2 separate regions of the Homo sapiens genome follow, and region 1 is linked to region 2. A link is an interaction called in ENCODE POLR2A ChIA-PET data of the cell type or tissue named here. Cell type or tissue: OCI-LY7. All regions are shown on one strand. Links, peaks and the distances in the headings refer to the core of each region. The heading gives the core; the rest is flanking DNA. Region 1 has its middle 75 kb from the start of RALY. Region 2 overlaps RALY (RALY heterogeneous nuclear ribonucleoprotein).

Region 1 (9,763 bases), core at 4,076-6,575, 83 kb after region 2:
ATTGTATTTTCAATCTGCATTTGGTAGAAAAAAAATCCACATATAAGAGGGCCCATGCAGTTCAAACCTGTGTTGTGCAAGAGTCAGCTGTATTATTCAATGCCTCCTTTGAAGAACTCAAATGACAAGCTCCCAGGACAAGTTGGGGTGTCTTGAACAACTGGTAGATTTCCTTCTGGACAATAATGAGAGTTATGGAATCTACTGGCTTTCCTTTTTACCTTCACCATCAAGTGGCCCAAAGTGAGGTTAAATGCCCTCATCAAGATCACCAATGACCTCCATGTTGCTAGATCCAATGGTCAGTCCTCAGTCCTTACCTTATTTAACCCATTTTCCGTACTTGACATACATAATGACATTCCCCCTCTTGAAACTCTTTCTTCGTTTGACTTCTAGGATCCTTTACTTTCTTAGTTTTACTCCTAGCTCACTGGCCTCTTCACATTCTTCTTTGTTGATTCTTCCTCATCTCTCCAACCTTAAAACATAGGAAAGTCATGAGTCCAGTCCTTTTTCACACTCTGCCATACACCTCCACTGGCAATCTCATCTAGCTTCATGACTTTAAATACCACATCTATGATCATGATGCCTAAATTTATACCTCTAACCTGGACCTTTCTCCTGAACTCTAGACCCATATGTCCAATTGTCAATCTGATGTCTCTTCTTAGATATCCAACAGGTATCTCAGACAACACACATCCAAGACTCAACTCCTTATCATCAAAGCTTCTCTACCCACAGGCCTCCTCATCTCAGAAAATGAAAACACTCATCTTTTAGTTGCTCAGACCAAAAACCCTGGAGACAACCCTCTCCCTTTTTTTTTTCACACCCCACTCCAATCCCTCAGCAAATCCTATCACCTCTACCTTTAAAATATATCCTGGAGCTGGGGACGGTGGCACATACTTGTAGTCCCAACTACTGGGGAGGCTGAGGTGGGAGGATCACTTGAGCCCAGGAGTTCAAGGCTGCAGTGAGCCAGGATCGTGCCACTGCACTCCAGCCTGAGTGACAGAGTGAGATTCTGTCTCTATTAAAATTTAAAAAAATAAAATATATCCTGTATCCAACCTCAGCTCCTCACTGCTTCCACTCTATTCCAAACTACCATCACCTCTTGCCTGGATTACGGCAATATTCTCCTAACTGGTTTTCCTAATTCTGCCCTTGTCACCCTTTAGTCTATTTTAATGACAGCCTCCAAAGAGATTTGTTTCATGCCATCCTCTGTGCCTCCAGTGGCACCAGGATTCTTGGAGTTAAAGCCAAAGTTCACCCTGGCCTATAAGGCCCCAAATGGTCTGACCCCCTGTTTACCGCTCTGATCATCTCTCCTACTGAGTGACTTCCTTCGTGCAAAAGATGATGACTGGTGGTCACAGAAGTGGATGAGGTCACTCAGGGTAAGGGAGTTAAGTGGAAAGGGAAGGGGAGGGGAAGGGAGAGAAAGGGAGGGAAGGGGAGGGAACCCAGGATAGAGTTTGACCAAAAAATGAGGAGCCTGAGAAAGACAACCAGAGGTCAAGGAGAAGGACCAGCAGAAGGTGGGCCCACCAAAACCAGAGAGAGAATGTCTCAAGAAGAAACAATCTCTCCTCACTGAGGGCCCACAAGGCTGAACAACCCATCTTCAATTTCCCTTTCGTGCAGTTAAACTTTTTAAACCTTTTTAAATGATGAGCCATTTGTCAGGGATGCAGCATCTTGGCAGCCAAAACAAGTAAGGAGAAAAAATATTAGCATCTTTTCACTGGTCATTTTTTCTCCCTTTCAGCCTAAGCAGGCCAGAACCAGTATTCATTATTAATAGACGCATGTTTTATTAAAGGTATAAAGACCAAAGATTTGTAACTTTAATAATCCAGATTCTTATTTTAAATTCTCCAACATTATTATTTATTGATCGGCTGGGGAATGTTTCTTTTGTGATCACCAACCTGCCAATTCCTGGAGGGTTAATAGAAGTGGTGAAATTAGAGGAGCTAGCACTGGCACTGATTTACTCCAAGGTGTCCAAAACAACTCCCACAAAATGAGCATCTGCTTTGTGCCAGGCCCTGGGCCAGGCATGGGGCATCAGAGCCAGAAGGGTTAAGGCACAGCCCTCCCCTAATTGGGCAGGCAGAAAAACAAATAATTATACGGACAAGGCAATTACTCAGGTGTGTGGGGGAGCAGAACTGAGTTGTCAGATGCTTTTCTCTGGAATTAGGAAGATTTAAGTCTCAGTGCCACAACTTACTAGCTGTGTGATCTTGGGCATGATACATTCCCTATCTGAGTCTCAGTTTTCTCGTCTGTAAAATGAGGACGGTGTGGGTTTTCATGAAGATTAACTGAGCCACTGATGCATACAGCTTGTTTGGCCTGGTACTCAGTGTGTAGAAAGCCCCCATTCAATGGTAGCTGAGGCAGTGGTGGTGGTGGTGGTGGTGATGTGAACAGTTATAGGGGCTGGGCGCAGTGGCTCACGCCTATAATACCAGCACTTTGGAAGGCCGTGGTGGCTAGATCATGAGGTCAAGAGATCGAGACCATCATGGCCAACATGGTGAAACCCTGTCTCTACTAAAAATACAAAAATTAGCTGGGTGTGGTGCTGCGCGCCTATAGTCCCAGCTACTTGCGGGGCTGAGGCAGGAGAATCGCTTGAACTCGGGAGTCAGAGGGTGCAGTGAGCCAAGATCGCCACTGCACTGCAGCCTGGAGACAGAGCGAGACTCCGTCTCAAAAAAAAAAAAGGTACGGGGGGCCAGACACAATGGCTCATACATATAATCCCAGCACTTTGGGAGACAGAGGTGGACAGATCTCTTGAGCCCAGGAGTTTGAGACCAGCCTGGACACCATGGCAAAGCCCCATCTATACCAAAAAATTTACAAAAATGTGCCGAGCATGATGGTGCACTCCTGTAGTCCCAGCTTCTGGGGAAGCTGAGGTGGGAGAATCACTTGAGCCCTGGAGATTGAGGCTGCAGTGAGCCGTGATCACACCACTGCCCTCCAGCCTGGGCAACAGAGTGAGACCCTGTCTCAAAAAGAAAAAAAAAGCAGGGGCACACACTCTGGGCATTAATTCTTCCTGAAGGAGAGGGTTAAAAGAAGGTTTCACAGAGGAGGATATATTTGAGCTGGTTCTTGAAGGATAATGAGGATTTCAAAAGGTTGACAAGCTGAGGGAAGAACATTCCAGATGGAAAGCTGTCAGGGAGAAACTCACTGGTGAGCAAATGTGAGCCGTGTCGGGGAAAAGCTGAAGAGCTCTGTGGGCTGAGGACATGGTAGCTTGAAGTGCCTGGTGGGAGGGTGGCAACAGTGCAGAAGGTCTCCAAAGCTAGGCAAGGGATCTGGGTTCGCCCTAAAGGTGATGGGGAGACTTGGAGGTGTTTTTTTTTTTTTTTAATTGTGGTAAAAAACATATAACAGGCCGGGCACAGTGGCTCACACCTGTAATCCCAGAACTTTGGGAGGCTGAGGCGGGCGGATCACCTGAGGTCAGGAGTTTGAGACCAGTCTGGCCAACATGGCAAAACCCCATCTATACCAAAAATATAAAAAATTAGCCGGGCGTGGTGGTGCACGCCTGTAATACCAGCTACTGGGTAGGCTGAGGCATGAGAATCGCTTGCACCTGGGAGGTGGAGGTTGCAGTGAGCCAAGATCCTGTGACTGCACTCCAGCCAGGGTGACAGAGCCAGACTCTGTCTCAAAAAACAAACAAACAAACAACAACAACAACAAAAAAAAAAAAACAGGCTGGGCATGGTGGCTTACATCTGTAATCGCAGAACTTTGGGAGGCCAAGGCAGGTGGATCACCTGAGGTCAGGAGTTCAAGACAGCCTGACCAACATGGTGAAACCTCACCTCTGCTAAAAATGCAAAAAAAAAAAAAAAATAGAAAAGAAAAAAACATATAAAATTTACCATCTTAACCATTTTTTAGTGTATGGTTCAGTAGCATTAAGTGTATTTACCTTTTTGCGCAACAGATCTCTACAACTTTTTCATCTTGCGAAACTAAAACTCTCTCCCCCTTGAACAACTTCCCGTTTCCCCTGTCCTGGGCAGCCACCATTCTGTTTTCTGTTTCTAGGAGTTCGACTACTTTAGGTCCCTCATGTAGGTGGCTGGCTTATTCACTTAGCGTGATATCCTCAAGGTTCATCCATCTTGTGGCATAAGACAGGATTTCTTTCTTTTTACAGGCTGAATAGTCAGGCATGAGCTCACACCTATAATCCTAGCACTTTGGGAAGCTGAGGCAGAAGGATCATTTGAGGTCTCGAGCTTGAGACAAGCCTAGGCAACATAGTGAGACCCCCATCTCTACAAAAAAGTAAAAAATTAGCTGGGTGTGGTGGTGCATACCTGTGGTGCCAGCTACTTGGGAGGCTGAGGTGGGGGGATCATTTGAACCCAGGAGGTCGAGGCTGCAGTGAGCTATGATTGCACCACTATACACCAGTCTGGGTGCCAGAGTGAGACCCTGACTAAAAAAAAAAAAAAAAAAGGAGGCCAGGTGTGAGGGCTCATGCCTATAATTCCAGCACTTTAGGAGGATTTCTTGAGCCCAGGAGTTCGAGACCAGCCTAAGCAATATGGTAAAACCCTGTCTCTACAAAAAAATACAAAAAAAAAATTAGTTGGGCTTGGTGGTGCATGCCTGTAGTCCCAGCTACTCGGGAGGCTGAGGTGGGAGGACCACCTCAGCCCAGGAGGTTGAGGCTATAATGAGCTGGGATCATGCCACTGCACTCCAGCCTGGGTGTCAGAGTAAGACCCTGCCTCAAATAAAATAAAATAAAATAAAATAAAATAAAATAAAATAAAAGGCTGAATAATGTTCCATTGTATGTAGATATCACATTTTTATCCACTCATACATAGCAGGGGGGGTGGGGGTTTAAACAATCCCTCCAAGGGGTGGTGAGGAGGGTGGTATGTAGAGTGAATTGAAGCAGCCAGATTGGCAGCAGGGAGGCCAGGGAGGGGCTGGTGCAGCCGCCCAGGTGCATGCGATGATGGCGGCCAGGCCTCAGGTATGGCAGAGGTCTTGGATACAAAAGACATTGTGGAGGTAGAATTGGTGGTATTTGATCATTGGCGATATGATATTTGTCCTAACTTTAGAAATCTAGAGGTGACTCAAGTCATTCCCGTCCTCTTACTCCAAAAGTGGGAAAGAGGGCCTGGCTGGTCCCTTCAAGGGTGAGGAGGAGGATAGAGAATTGCTATGGTGGGCGAAAGGCAAATGCCAACACTTCCAGTTCTATTAGGTTGGTGCAAAAGTAATCACAGTTTTTGCCATTAAAAGTAATGGCAAAAACAAAAACTGTGATTACTTTTGCACCAACCTAATATAATCCTTCAGAAAGTCCCCACTCTGTAGACTATCTTCCCCACCCTGTCCCCCAGCATGTGACTGGGACATTGGGCAGGATGGCTAGCCAGCCACGTGGGTGAGAGAACACAATCCCAAGGGGAAAGGGAGCTGGGCTTCTGGTCCCTGTACCACCTGTGTCTTGCTGTGTGACTCTGGATATGTCCACACCCCTCTGTGGTTCTCAGTTTCAGTGTGTAAAGTGAAAGCGTTGGTAAAGCATTGGTGCTGCCGTGGATGGTGATGATGATGATGATGGCGGTGGTGGCCAACTCTTTTTGAGTGCTTACTCTGTGCCAGGAACTCTTCTAAGTGCTTTTCAAGCATAAATGCATTGATTCATTTTATTCTTCCAGCACGATTATAATCCCCATTGTACGAATGAGGAAATGAAGGCAAGAGAAGCAAAGTTACTTGGCTGAGGTCACAGTGATAACAGGCAGAGCTGGAATTCAAATGCAAGCAGTCTGGCTCCAGACCACTCCCTGGAATCACTTGGGGAGCTTTAAAATATCAGATTCCTGGATCCACCCCAGACCTGCTGGATCAGAGCCTCTTGCTAACAAGCTCTCAGGGCTGAAGGCAGGGATTAGGGCTGAGGGTTCCATGGGGACAGACATTGCCTGGGTCTAGCCCAAGAGACAGTGGACCCTGATTCTTCCCCCACCTGCCCCAGCACTGATGTTCCCTGGGTTTGGGGGTGACTGACCCTTTTGGAGACAACCTGCAGGGTGTACCCAGATTATTCCCACCCTCTCACACATGACCTGGAGGGAGCAGGCTCCAACTTCCTCATGCCCTCCCTGGAGTCCTCAGAAAGGGTCCCAGCAGGACCTACCTGTTACACAGGTAATAAATGACCCTAAGAAAAGATACTAAACCTCTCTAGCAACCCAATGTCTTAGTTCGTTTTCTCTTGCTTATCACAGAGTACTTGAAACAGAGTAATTTGCAAAGAAAAGGGATTGACTTCTTACAAGTGTGGAAGCTGAGTAGCCCAAGGTTAAGGGCTTGCATCTACTGAGAAGCTTCTGGCTGGTGGAGACTCTCTTCAGTGTCCCAAGGCAGTGTAGGGCATCACACATGGTGAGGGGGCTGAGCGTGCTAGCTTAAGTCTTTCTTCCTCTTCTTCTTCTTCTTTTTTAAAAAAATTAGAGATGAAGTCTCACTATGCTGCCCAGGCTGGTCTCAAACTCCTGGGCTCAAGCAATCCTCTATCCTCGGCCTCTCAAAGTGCTGGGATTACAGATGCAAGCCACCACGCTCATCCCTCTCTTCCTCTTCTTATAAAGCCACCAGTTTTACTCCCATGATAATCCAGTAATCCACTAACCTATGAATCCATGAATAGATTAATCCATTCATAAGGGCAGAGCCCTCATGACCCAATCACCTCTTAAAGGCCCTACCTCTCAATATTGCCACATTGGTGATTAAATTTCAACATGAGTTTTGCAGGGGACAAATATTCAAACCACAGCACTCAGCAAATGGGAGTTAATGCAATAAGAAAACGCCCTGGAAGGTTCTCAAGAGGGAAGGGCTGTAGTCAGACACCTTCCTAATCAAATTCATCCCTGCTCCATTTGGAATTTGAATGTACTCGAGTGCTCACAGGAGCTAAATTATTCTTTTTGTACATATGGTAATGACAGTATTAGGCCCACAAATATCTTGGTATGTGGTTATTTTTTAAAAGGACAACATACTGTCAAGCTAGATACCAACAATCAGTAATCGCTCAAGTAATCACTTTTTAAAACTTCAGTCTAAAAAAGAGTTCAATAATTACTGCTATCCGCAATAAGAATGAATCTCATAGACTCAGTGAATGGGCAAAACAAGCCAGACACAGAAAGCTAGATACCAGATGATTCCATTTATATGAAATGCAAGAACAGACAAAACCAATCTATGGTGATAGAAGTCAGGATAATGGTTATTTTTGAGGAGCGTTGACTGGAAGGGAAACTTTTAGGGAGGTGGAATGACCTGTGTCTTGACCTGGGTTGGAATTACACAGGTGTACACAAAGTAAAGATTCACTGAGTTGTACATGTATAACTTATGCACTGTACTATGTGCAATTCATGCCTTAAAAATGTTTTAAAGAGTTGGATTGTTTCTTTCTGGTTATCCATGTCTTTCGTTAACATTCAGATAGTGACTGAGAACTGACTGAGCGCTTACAATGTACACACCCACTCAAGTGGGGCAAGTGGCAGAAACAAGGGAAGGTTAGGCCTTGGCTTAGCCAGCACTGGACTCTGGACTTACAAGGCTTACAGCTGGAGGGGGCTACCAAGGCCAACTGTGCTTGATGCCATTGAGACTCCCACTCCCACACATAGTCCAAAAGAGCCAAGGCCAGGCCTGCGCAGCCTGCTCCACTGGGGGAGTGAACCACTCAGAAGGCAGCTGAACGGACTGGGAATAGGAGAAGCTATTAGCAGCTACCCTGGCCACGGGGCCCTGCAGGATCAAAGATGAGAACTGATCGGGCCCACAGGGCAAGGGGGAGGCCAGAGCCAGCAGGAAGGATAATTAGGAAAGACATCAGGCCAGGCTGGACAATGGAGGCTCAGAGATGTCAGGATTCTCACTCCCTGTTGGGACCACATGGCAGGAGGCAAGGGCTCCCCCTGGGGGCCAGGCAGGTAATGGACAATGGTCCCCAGATAAGAGACCAGAGACGTCCAGTTCATGCCCAACATTTCACAGCAAGTCAGGGACTCAGCCAGGACAAGACCCCACACATCCTGCACTCTATAGGCTTCTCCCCACCATCCCAGCAACACCCCAAGGTGATGTTTATTTCCTACCCTGAATGTTCCACATTCTACGTTCCCTGCATTTTCAGCTCTTTTTTTTTTTTAAGACTTAATTCTTGATTCTTTTGACAGCTTACATCATCCTGAAAGTAAAGTGAAAAAGCCATACCACACTACCCACTTTTAATACAGATCTTTGTAGATTGGGAAGCATAAACCAACCAAAAGAGTGATAATTAGTTCTGAATTCAAGTGAGGTTTATGGAATGTGAACCATTTGGGTAATCGGCTGGGGTGGTGCCATGAAGTGGTAATTAATTTGTTTTTTTCCCTAAAATGTTTTACTTAATTAAGGGAGGTGTTGATTTATATACACCTGTCCCCTGGGGATGGTTTGTAAGGCAGGAGAAAATTCCAACTGTCTCCCCGCCACGTTTCTCATCAAATTATTTCATTACATTCAGATACACTTTTGCAGCACTGATTGTGACAGATTCTGGAGTTATGAGCTCATAAATACTGGGGGGTGGGGGGAAGCTGGAGATGCACACTTAATGGGAAATGTTCTCATAATCAAAAGAATATTTCAAGCTGTGACAATGCAGGCCAAGAGAGGGAGGGGGAGCCACTTCAAAGAATAACAGGATGCTGAATAACCCAGCACCTGCAGCTCTGCCTCCTTCTGAGTCAGCTGGGCTCTCAAATATCAGCTTGCGAAGGGCGAATGTCAGGAGGATTTGTAGCTAGTCCTGGGTTCTTTGTCATAACTTACTTGGAGCTGATAGTAGCTTAAGTTTGTTCATTTACTTAACAAATATTTATTAAGCAGCTACTATGTGCTGGGCACTGTGCTACACACTGGGAATACAATAGTGAACAAGACAAGTTTGTTTCCTACCTTCATGGAACTTACAGTCCAGGAAGAGAAAAAAATATAAACAAGTAAAAGAATAAATAGCTGATAAACATATGCCTACTCGATGATCTAGCAATTCTACTCTCAGGCATATATCCAAAATAAATGAGTGCATCTCTCCATGGAAAGACGTGTAAAAATGTTCACAGCGGTGTTATTCAACAGCAACCAGTCAGAAGCAACCCATGGTCGGCCAGCAGAAGAATGAATAAATGAATTGTGTTATACTGACACAATGGAACACTGCTGTGCAATGGGGTATTGCTATGCAGTACTCCATGCAACAGCAATATAAAAAGAACAAACTGCTGTTGCATTTATCCACATGCAAAAATGTGGCTGTATCTCACAGACAATGATGAATGAAAGAATTTAGGCAAAAAGTGTCCAAATTACACGATTCCACTTACATGAAGCTCAAAGGCAGGCAAAACTCATCTATGACAGAAACCAAATAGAAATTAGAATAGTGGCTACCTTTGAGAAGAAGAGACATGAGGGAGCTTTCTGGGGTGTCTGGGAACCTTCTATGTCCAGATATGGGGAACGGTTACAAGCACACATGTGTAAAAAGTCATAGAGGCCAGGTGCGGTGGCTCACGCCTGTAATCCTAGCACTTTGGGAGGCCAAGGCAGGTGGATCACCTGATGTCAGGAGTTCGAAACCAGACTGACAACATGG
Region 2 (9,763 bases), core at 4,995-7,494:
TGAGTAGCTGGGACTACAGGCGCCCGCCACCATGCCCAGCTAATTTTTTGTATTTTTAGTAGAGACGGACTTTCACCATGTTGGCCAGGATGGTCTTGATCTCTTGACCTCGTGATCCGCCTGCCTTGGCCTCCCAAAGTGCTGGGATTACAGGTGTGCCCGGCTGACCCAGAGAACTTAAAATGATTTGCCTAAGCTCACAGAGTGGTTTAGTGATGAAGGAACAAAAGCTTTGCAGACAAGTAGGCCTGTGTTCAAATCCAGGCGGGGCCTTGGACAAGCCACCCGACCTCTCTCAGTCTGTTTTCTTACCTACAAAATAAGAACAATACCTATTTTTGCAGGGTTGTCATGAGGGTTAAGAGAAATTGTCCTTAACCAACAACTTACAGAAAATACAGAGGACAAAGAGACACAGAAAACACACCATAGGAATGCAATGAGCAAAATCCAGAACATGGAAAAATCTATAGAAAAAAACATCCAGCTTCTTCAACAAATAATGGGGGGGATAACTACACTCATGCATCACTTAGCAACGGGGATACATTCTGAGAAATGCATCATTAGGCGATTTCATCCCTGTGCAAACACCAGTGTGCACTTACACAGTCCTGGGTGGTATAGCCTACTACACACCTAGACTATATAGCATAGGCTGTATAGTTGCTCCTAGGCTACAAACCTATACAGCATGTTACTGTGTTGAATACTGTAGGCAACTGTAACATAATGATAAGGATTTGTGCACCTAAATATACAATGGGTACAGTAAAAAAAAAATGGTATTACAATCATATTAGACCACTGTCATATCTGTGGCCCATCACTGGCTGAAACATCTCTATGCAGCATGTGACTGTAGGAGGGACCATACAAATTAAACGAGACTTGAAGACTTAAGAACCATGTGTGGACTTTATATGAATCCTGAATCAAACTATCAAAATAAGGTTGTGACATTTACAAAACAATCGAACATTTGAACACGATCATCTGGATTTTGATTTTACTGAGGAACTGTTACACTTTATAAAGATGGTAATGGCATTATAATTGTTTTTAGAAGTCATCTTTTAGAGACACACTGTGAAATATTTAAGGACAAAATATGATAGCTGAGATTTTCTTCAAAGCACAAAATGAAGAAAAGTAGGTAGGGGTATAAATGAAACAAGACTGACAATGAATTGCTAACTGTTGAAGCCAAGTGATGGGTAAATCATATTTCATTAACCTATTCGATTTTGTGTATGTTTGAAATTTTCCATATTAAAAATAAAGAGGAATTGGTTAGGTTTCAATCCTAGCCAACTCCATCTATCATATCAGCAGCGTGACCACGGCATATCTTTCTTTTGTTTGTTTATAGCATCTTTATTCATAATTGACAAAATTTGGAAGCAACCAATGACACCTTCAATAGGTGGATAAACTGTGGCACATCCAGACAATGAAATATTATTCAGCATTAAACAGAAATGAGCTATCAAAACATAAAAAGACATGGAAGAAACTTAAATGGATATTACTAAGTGAAAGAGGCAAATCTGAAAAGGCTACATACTGTATGATTCCAACTGTATGACGTTCTGCAAAGACGTATCTGTGAAGACTATAAAAAGACCAGTGGTTGCCCACGGCATATCTCTTAACCTCCCTTTGTCTCAGTTTCCAATCTGTATGATCACGATCAATACAACCTACTTCTTAGGGTTGAGGTGAGAATGAAATAATATTTTATATGTATAAAAGGCTTCGCACATAGTAACCTTCAGTAAATATTAGCTCTATTAGTATAAACAAAAGGTACCAAGTATGATATCTCAACACAGTGGACACTCAATATCACTAATATGCAAGGCTGTGTTAACATTTAAAACCCAGGTCAGATTTTTTTTTTTTTTGAGAAAGAGTCTCACTCTGTCACCAGGCTGGAGCGCAGTGGCACGATCTTGGCTCATTACAACCTCCAACTCCCTGGTTCAAGTGATTCTCCTGCTTCAGCCTCCCCAGTAGCTGGGATTACAGGCACGCGCCACCACGCCCAGCTAATTTTGCTATTTTTAGTAGAGACGGGGTTTCACTACTCCGTCAGGATGGTCTCGATCTCCTGACCTCATGATCTGCCTGCCTCAGCCTCCCAAAGTGTCAGGATTACAGGCCATGAGCCACTGCACCCAGCCCATCAGATTTTTAAATCAACTACTCGACTAGTCTCCTCGAGAGGGGGCCTAGAAATTCTCTAGTGAATGTCCCTAGTGGCATCTCTAGCACCCTGTCTATCTTGACAAACACCCCGCGACCTGACACAGGATCAGAAGCTGACTAATGTTTAACATGAAAATGCTGCTCTCTGGAAGGAGGCAGGGCCACCCTATTTTCCCCAACCAGGTAATTTAAGGTACATTTTCTAATATTTGCTGACAGAACAAAGAGGAAAGGCTCTAAGACATGATCAATGTTCATGCCAACCTTCAAAGTGATTTGGTAAAACTACACAAAATAAACACCCAGCTAGGGTCCACCGGCAGGATAAAAGCTGACAAAGAAATGGCAATTTTTCCCTGAGCAAATATACAACTAATAGATGAGCTCTGAGAGACTAAGTTCTTTAGGTTTTAGTATTCCCTCCCCAACCATTTTAAGAAGAAAAACTCTCTTTTGATATACTTCAGGTATGACTGTTTACTGGATTAATTTCTTTCTTGAAATGATGTAAGTATAAGCAAAGAGCTCATTCTCATCCTTTTATCCAGTTTAAATACAAATTGGCTTCATAACGACATGACCTTGTTCTGCTCTGAGAGGCTATGAGAAGGTATCACCCATCTCCAAAGTGTGGGACACTTCCACCACCTGCTCATTAGCAGGAATATGGATACTACTCGGTCTAGTCATTCATCTGTGCCTCTACTCAAGTTGTTCCCATTGCACAGAATGTTCTCCATCTCTGCAGCCTAATCACCTGTGACCATTCTTTCTGGAAAAGGGGGGAAGGGAAGCACATCGGTTGAGAAAAGATAACTGGGTGTTGCTTCTGCATAGTATGGGAGATAAGGTACAGACATGGCAATATTGATTGGTATTTCATAATCTGTAAGTACAACCAGACAGAATATTAGAAATTAAAATGGTCCTGGACAACAGATGGTCATTATCCTTATCCTACAAAGTCCAGCACAAATACTCACTGGTCCACAAATGTTCCTTGGGAACTCCCCCTCTGCCCCTCCTCCATGTACAAAGGAAGCAATCTCTTCCCCTTCTGAACTTCCCAATCATTGTACCCCTTTATGGTACTTGCTATGTGAGAATTCATAGTATGGTTCTTAAAATTCATATCTATAACTACTAACCAGAATGGCTTCAAATGAAAAAGATAGACAATGCCAAGTATTTACAACAACACAGAACAACAGCAATTTTCTCATCACTAACCATGTAACCTGGTAGACCTTTTAAAACTGTTTGGAGGCCGGGCACGGTGGCTCACGCCTGTAATCCCAGCACTTTGGGAGGCGGAGGCGGGCGGATCACGAGGTCAGGAGATCGAGACCATCCCGGCTAAAACGGTGAAACCCTGTCTCTACTAAAAATACAAAAAATTAGCCAGGCGTAGTGGCGGGCGCCTGTAGTCCCAGCTACTTGGGAGGCTGAGGCAGGAGAATGGCGTGAACCCGGGAGGCGGAGCTTGCAGTGAGCCGAGATCCCGCCACTGCACTCCAGCCTGGGCGACAGAGCGAGACTCCGTCTCAAAAAAAAAAAAAAAAAAAAAAACTGTTTGGCATATTTACCAAAGGTAAACATATGCCTAACCTAGGACTTACAGTATGAGGTTAGAGAACACTTACTCACTGTTCCCGCTGAACAGTTCACCTCCAGTCTTTTGCTCCATCATTGCCCCTGTCCAGATGCTTTCATCACACTTTTTCCCAATCCCAGAGACCAGCTGAGATCACTCTCCCTGCTCCCTACAAAGAGATCGATCTCCCCTCTTAAGGAAAATTCTGCCACTTACCTATTACCACTGACAAATGACTGATGGATTCTTCACATATAAATTGTCTCATGTGATTTTACAACGTTCTAATTTGCTCCTCACAATACCATTGTGAGGAAGGCAAGATATGGAGTGTTAACCCCACTTCACAGATGAGAAAATGGAACTTCAAAGAGAGAGAAGATGACATCTCCAGTTTACATGGCCTTATTATTCCAGACCCCACAGGCAATGCTAAATTGTTGGAAGAAATCGGGAGCACAACACAGCATCCCAAGTAATATTTCTCTCTGAAGGGTAGGAAAGAGGGAAGAGCCCTTCAAAACCAGGAGAGCCTCAATGTGCCCACCATTTCCATTTACTAGGGCTCCTTGCTGCAAAGTGTTCAAAGGCGGCTGGCAGTGGCAATGGGCTTCACGAACTACAATATAAACACAATTATCAAATCACAGACTGATCAAATGCCAGAAACCACACCTCAGATAATTCCACCTGCATACAAAATAGAGCTATTTTATTTCAAAATAGAGCATAATAAAACTTAAAATAATTCAACATGAAACTTAATTTTCTTCATTTCTACATAAGAAGCGAGACAATACCAAATCTTCCTGAAGCCAGCCAGAGAACTGTGTGGGTGTCCAGATGCAGATATCTGGACACCTAAACCTGAAAGGAAATGTTGTCCCCTACTCTAATATTCTTGACTTTACACACTGGGTGTTGGACACCTTAGCAACAGAGGATAAATATCTGTAAAAAACAGAAGGGAGAGAAGGGAATGCCAAAAAAATAAAGTCTACACACTGGAAGTCAGATTATCAAACTGGTCTCCTTGTCTACTGATACAGCCACCAATTATGTTATTTTCCGTTTGAACCCTCAATCCAAATATATGAGCCAGGGCGGCAGGCTGGATTTGCTTTACTTATCTGTCTTCCTCTCAAGACTGAAAGTAATTTGTGGACAGGAATTATGTCTTGTTGGTTTTTATGTTTTCCATAAGAAGAACATATAGGAGGTACTCCAAATTCCTGGAACGAATGGTTGAGATTAGGGATGGAAGGCTGTTGGGACTCCCAAGCATAAATAATCATGCCACGGCAACTAAGTAACTTCCTCTGAACCCTAATTTTAGTAAGGGTTGATTTTAATTGGTGTAAGAATCAATTAGGGTGAATCTTTAAAGTCTGAAGAGAAGTTATTCTTGTGCTCAACTGATTCACGCACAGCCCTCATTATTACTTTGGCAGCAGCACCATTCCTCAGTACCACCTTACAGGTATCCGCAAAAACAAAATTCCAAAGCCTTAAATTAATGCTTCAGGTAAAAAGGAAACGACGTGGTCAGGCGCGGCTGCTCACGCCTGTAATCCCAGCACTTTGAGAGGCCGAGGTGGGCAGATCACCAGGTCAGGAGATCGAGACCATCCTGGCGAACACTGTGAAACCCCGTCTCTACTAAAAATACAAAAAAATTAGCCGGGCGTGGTGGTGGGCACCTGCAGTCCCAGCTACTCAGGAGGCTGAGGCAGGAGAATGGCATGAACCCGGGAGGCAGAGCTTGCAGTGAGCGGAGATCATGCCACTGCACTCCAGCCTGAGCAACAGAGCGAGACTCCGTCTCAAAAAAAAAGGAAACAACATTCGATTTCTCAGTATAGTGTGGTCATATCTCTTACCAAAAAAACCCAAATCTAGATAAATGAAGTTATGGAAATGACCCTTTTAAATCTACTGCTGGGCTTGCTTTCACTAACACAAAGAATTTCAAAGGAAACTAGACAAATAGATCAAGAGACACCATGTAAGCAGTACCGTTAACTAAGCTTATTAAAATCCTTAATAAAATAAACAGGAGACAGCTAAATACCAGATAAATGCCTCTGGAATGAAGAAAATCTGGCCAATAACATTAAGCTTCCAAACCTGGCATTCTAAAAGAGAATATTTACTTGGAATAAAGCAATGAGTCTTACCTTGACAAATAACAGAGCTATTCAGTCTCTACAGATGGCACTTCAAGGGCCAGGTAACCTCAGTAGAGGCATCTACTCCATAAGCTAAAGCTCTTAGGAAATGCAAGTTTCTGGTCTAGTGTTTTTCCATTATTACCATTGTGTGAAAATCTTAAAATGTTTTTTATTTTTCCTTTATTATGTGATTTTAAACAGTTTGCTACATATTTTAATGTAATTTTTTTATAGTCTTGGACTCCAAGTTTGTCCCATGAGGCTACAGCTCCAAGTTTATAATGGAACTCAGCATACAATTTGATAAATTCATCTCACAAGCAATTTTTCAGCAATCTGTCCACTCTAAAAAGCAATATCCATCTGTTTATATACTGAAAGGTATCTTTTGTGAACCCAGAATTTAACCCTCTGAGATACTCTCAATACTTTAGCAAAGCCCTTTCTCCTTCCAGAGATAAATTCTCAAGCCACTTCCACAAAACTGTAAAAAGGTAGAAATATCACTCAAGATTATCTAGTCCAATTCCCTTGTTTCACAGACAGGAAGACAGAGATCCCACAGAATATTAGATAATTACAATTAACATGGGTTTGGCAAGCAACAAAAGCCCACTGACTGCTATTTTCCCCAGTCAAACTCATTGGTGTGTTGGGAAGATAGCCAGATTTGCACTTTAGTTAGTAGAGCACTCCCTAGGAAACTCAAGTATGTACCCTCTAAGAAACCCAAGTATTCAGCCACAACCCCCTACCCCAACCCCAGAATAGAGAACAGGGGGCAGTGGATGTCTTAAATGGCTCTTCTGGAGATGGAGACTAGAGCCCAGGGACAATATCCCATCTTTCCTTCCTTCCTCCCAGGAGGTACAGGACATTGATTACCATGAAAGCCATTATGAAATGACAGAAGACACTAACACTGAGGAAATAAGGCAAGGCTGTGGAAACAAAAGATGACCAACATTAATACTTGGCCAGATACCTGCTTCTACTTATTCGTTCGAAGAGAGGGGAGAAGTGAGAGAGACAGGGACCTCCAACCCTTTTTCTGTCCCTACCTCCCCACCCCCACTCTTTGGGCCTTTATAGAATTTCAGGGACCCCCCCAGATGATTTTATGAGGAAACAGGGCTATAAAAAGAAAGGACCTTAGTCCAGCCCACACACTGACCAAACGATGCTCAGGCTAGTGACAAGACTTCCTATTTATTCCACTGCACTCTGTCTCTATTCCTAAGGGTCTGTGAGCTGCACCCTGAGCACAATTTCCTTACAGTACCCAGGGGGAAGTTGTAGGACAAGCAGGTTAACATTACGGCTGTCATTTTCTCCCTTCCAGCTATATAGACATGAAGCCAAAATTGAATAAGACCAAGACACTCAAGTGAAAACCTTGCTATCTCCACCCCTACTATATCCCCTCACCAATGCCAAACTAAGAAGGGGGAGAAGAAGAAAGAAATACCTCTCCTAGAGATATATTATCTAAACCACCACCTAGAATCATAAAATGTAATTGCTAGAAGGGACCTTATGGGTCATCTAGTCATTATTCAGATGAATAAACCTAGACACGTGCCACCCGAGAAAAAGACTGGAGCACACAGTGGGGTCTCCTGACTCCTATCCCTAATAGAAACCCTTCCGGGTCCCTCTCCATCCTGTCCTACCCTGCCCTGCCCCATCCACCCTCTCCCCAGGCCACCGCTGTATCCAAGCTACTGAGACTTCTGCCCTTCTGGATCATGAGCTCCTTAGGATACGTTTTACTTATCTTTGTTTTCCCAGTGCCTAGCAGAGAGTAAGCAGAGAAGTGGCTTCGGCTTAGAGAGGGACTTAGGAATACACTAGTACACGAAAAGACCAGTGCCAAAGGATGTAGCCTGGATAAAATGTAAACTTTTCTTGGCTTAACGTAAGCAGTTTCCAGGCTGTGCCACACCCGGATGTCTAGGATTGAATATCTCCTCTCTTCCTAAACTAATGTTTGCATCATCCAGTTTAGCCAGGAACATGACCAGTTGTGCCATACTCTCACTCTCTCCCTTTCAGACCTGACACAAAGAACTAGAATCCATAACCAGAGGTAAGTGAAAGCATATGTAAGGAGACCCTGCATAAGAAACCCTACCCCCTCCCTTACGTGCTCCTTCTTCTCCTGTGTCCTCACCTCAATAAACAGCACCCATTTACAAAACTGCACCAGGTAGAAACCAGATGTCATCCCGATTCCTTCCTTACCCTCCACACCAATAATCTTTGTCTCATCACTCAATTCCACCTTTTTTCTTTCCTTTTTTTTTTTTTTTTTTGAGATGGAGTCTCACACCCAGGCTGGAGTGCAGTGGTTCGATCTCAGCTCACTGCAACCTCCACCTCCCAGGTTCAAGTGATTCTCCTGCCTTAGCCTCCCACATAGCTGGGATTACAGGTGCCTGCCACCACACCCGACTAATTTTTTTTTTATTTTTAGTAGAGACGGGGTTTCACCACGTTGGCCAGGCTAGTCTCAAACTCCTGACCTCAGGTGATCCACCCACCTCAGCCTCCCAAAGTGCTAGGACTACAAACGTGAGCCACCACGCCCAGCAATTCCATCTTTTTTCTGCACACACTCTTGCACACGCTCTCCCACAACCTTCATTTGAAACACCATCACCTCTTGCCAACCTCCTAACTGGTCTCTCTGCCCACAGTGTTCTAGCTCTCCAGTCCGCTCCTGAACAGGCAGCCAGAGATATCCTTCCAAAATGCACATTGAATCATGGCCCCCTCACCTCCGGATGAAGTCCAAACTCCTCAACACAGGCAAGAAGGCCCTTTCCTGACTTGGCCTCTGCTCTGCCTACCTTGAAAGTCTCCTGTCTGGCCATATCCACCCACCTCAAGCATTATGCTCCACCCAAGAATCCTGAGAAATTTGTTTAGCTCTCTTGGCCCGTTTCCTTCAACTACAGAATGGGAATAGTAACAGTACGTACTTTCGGGATGGTCTTAACCTATTATCACCATTTCTGAACTTACTGTTCCTTCTACCTAGAACAGTCTTATCTCTGCCTCTTCCCTGACTCCCCAGATCTCTTCTTTTCCTGGCTTATGTCTGTTCTCTTGAGGGCTAGGCTTAACCAACTTCTCCTCCTAAAAAGCCTTCCCTGACCTTCCAATGCTGGGTTAGGCATCATTTTTCTGTGCTCTCCTGGTGTCTGTCCCTGTGACAACACTTCTCACACTGCCTGTTTCCTTGCCTATCTTTCCCACTACGCTATACAAACCCAAATCCCTAAGCGTAGCACCAGGTCTAACAGAGGCTCATTAATTCTTCAGTGAATGAAAAACTTTCCAAAAATGAGGTATCCAAAGAAAGACAATCTCAACAAGTAACCAACTCAAATGTCAGCCAGGTGGCTGGTCTAAATGACTGTAAGGTCCCTCAACTACAAGATTCTATTCAATAAATTCAACACACTGACCTCATGGGTCATATTTGTTTGAACTTTAATATGCAGGCAATGTTGGGGCCATCAGATTTTTAAGGAGAGTGTGACATGACCAGACACATGATCATGTGTTTGTTACCCTATTAACCATCTCTGAGACACTGCCTCTCCCAACCCCCAGTTGTTATCAGGACAATATTCCAACCATCTTCATAAACATGAAGAGCCCACTCCCCTAAATGGACCAACACAGAAAACGGTCAAAGGGCATTTTGAAAGGCTATATGCAGCATCTAACTCCATCTTAACCAACTGCAAGCAGTGAGTATCCATAAACATCCTCCAAG

What was found. Peaks named below come from ENCODE experiments on the same cell type or tissue, not always from the same donor. Only the 100,000 strongest peaks of a DNase experiment are listed, where the experiment ranks them.
Region 1: POLR2A ChIA-PET joins it to region 2 with 10 read pairs; 14 of 35 experiments call an interaction of 5 or more read pairs at or near these places.

What each region holds. Positions count from the first base shown.
Region 1 is chr20:33,914,134-33,923,896 of GRCh38, reverse strand. No RefSeq gene overlaps it. Among named protein-coding and RNA genes, the nearest start is that of RALY, 75 kb to the left of the region's middle. RefSeq lists a silencer at 3,600-3,799. In OCI-LY7, for the core only: no CTCF peak of the experiment used is centred there; a DNase peak (open chromatin) is centred at 5,546; H3K4me3 peaks cover 903 bases; H3K27ac peaks cover 1,192 bases.
Region 2 is chr20:33,997,652-34,007,414 of GRCh38, reverse strand. The region is part of intron 1 of RALY (RALY heterogeneous nuclear ribonucleoprotein); the gene reads right to left. Among named protein-coding and RNA genes, the nearest start is that of RALY-AS1, 8.2 kb to the right of the region's middle. RefSeq lists an enhancer at 8,124-8,624. In OCI-LY7, for the core only: no CTCF peak of the experiment used is centred there; no DNase peak of the experiment used is centred there.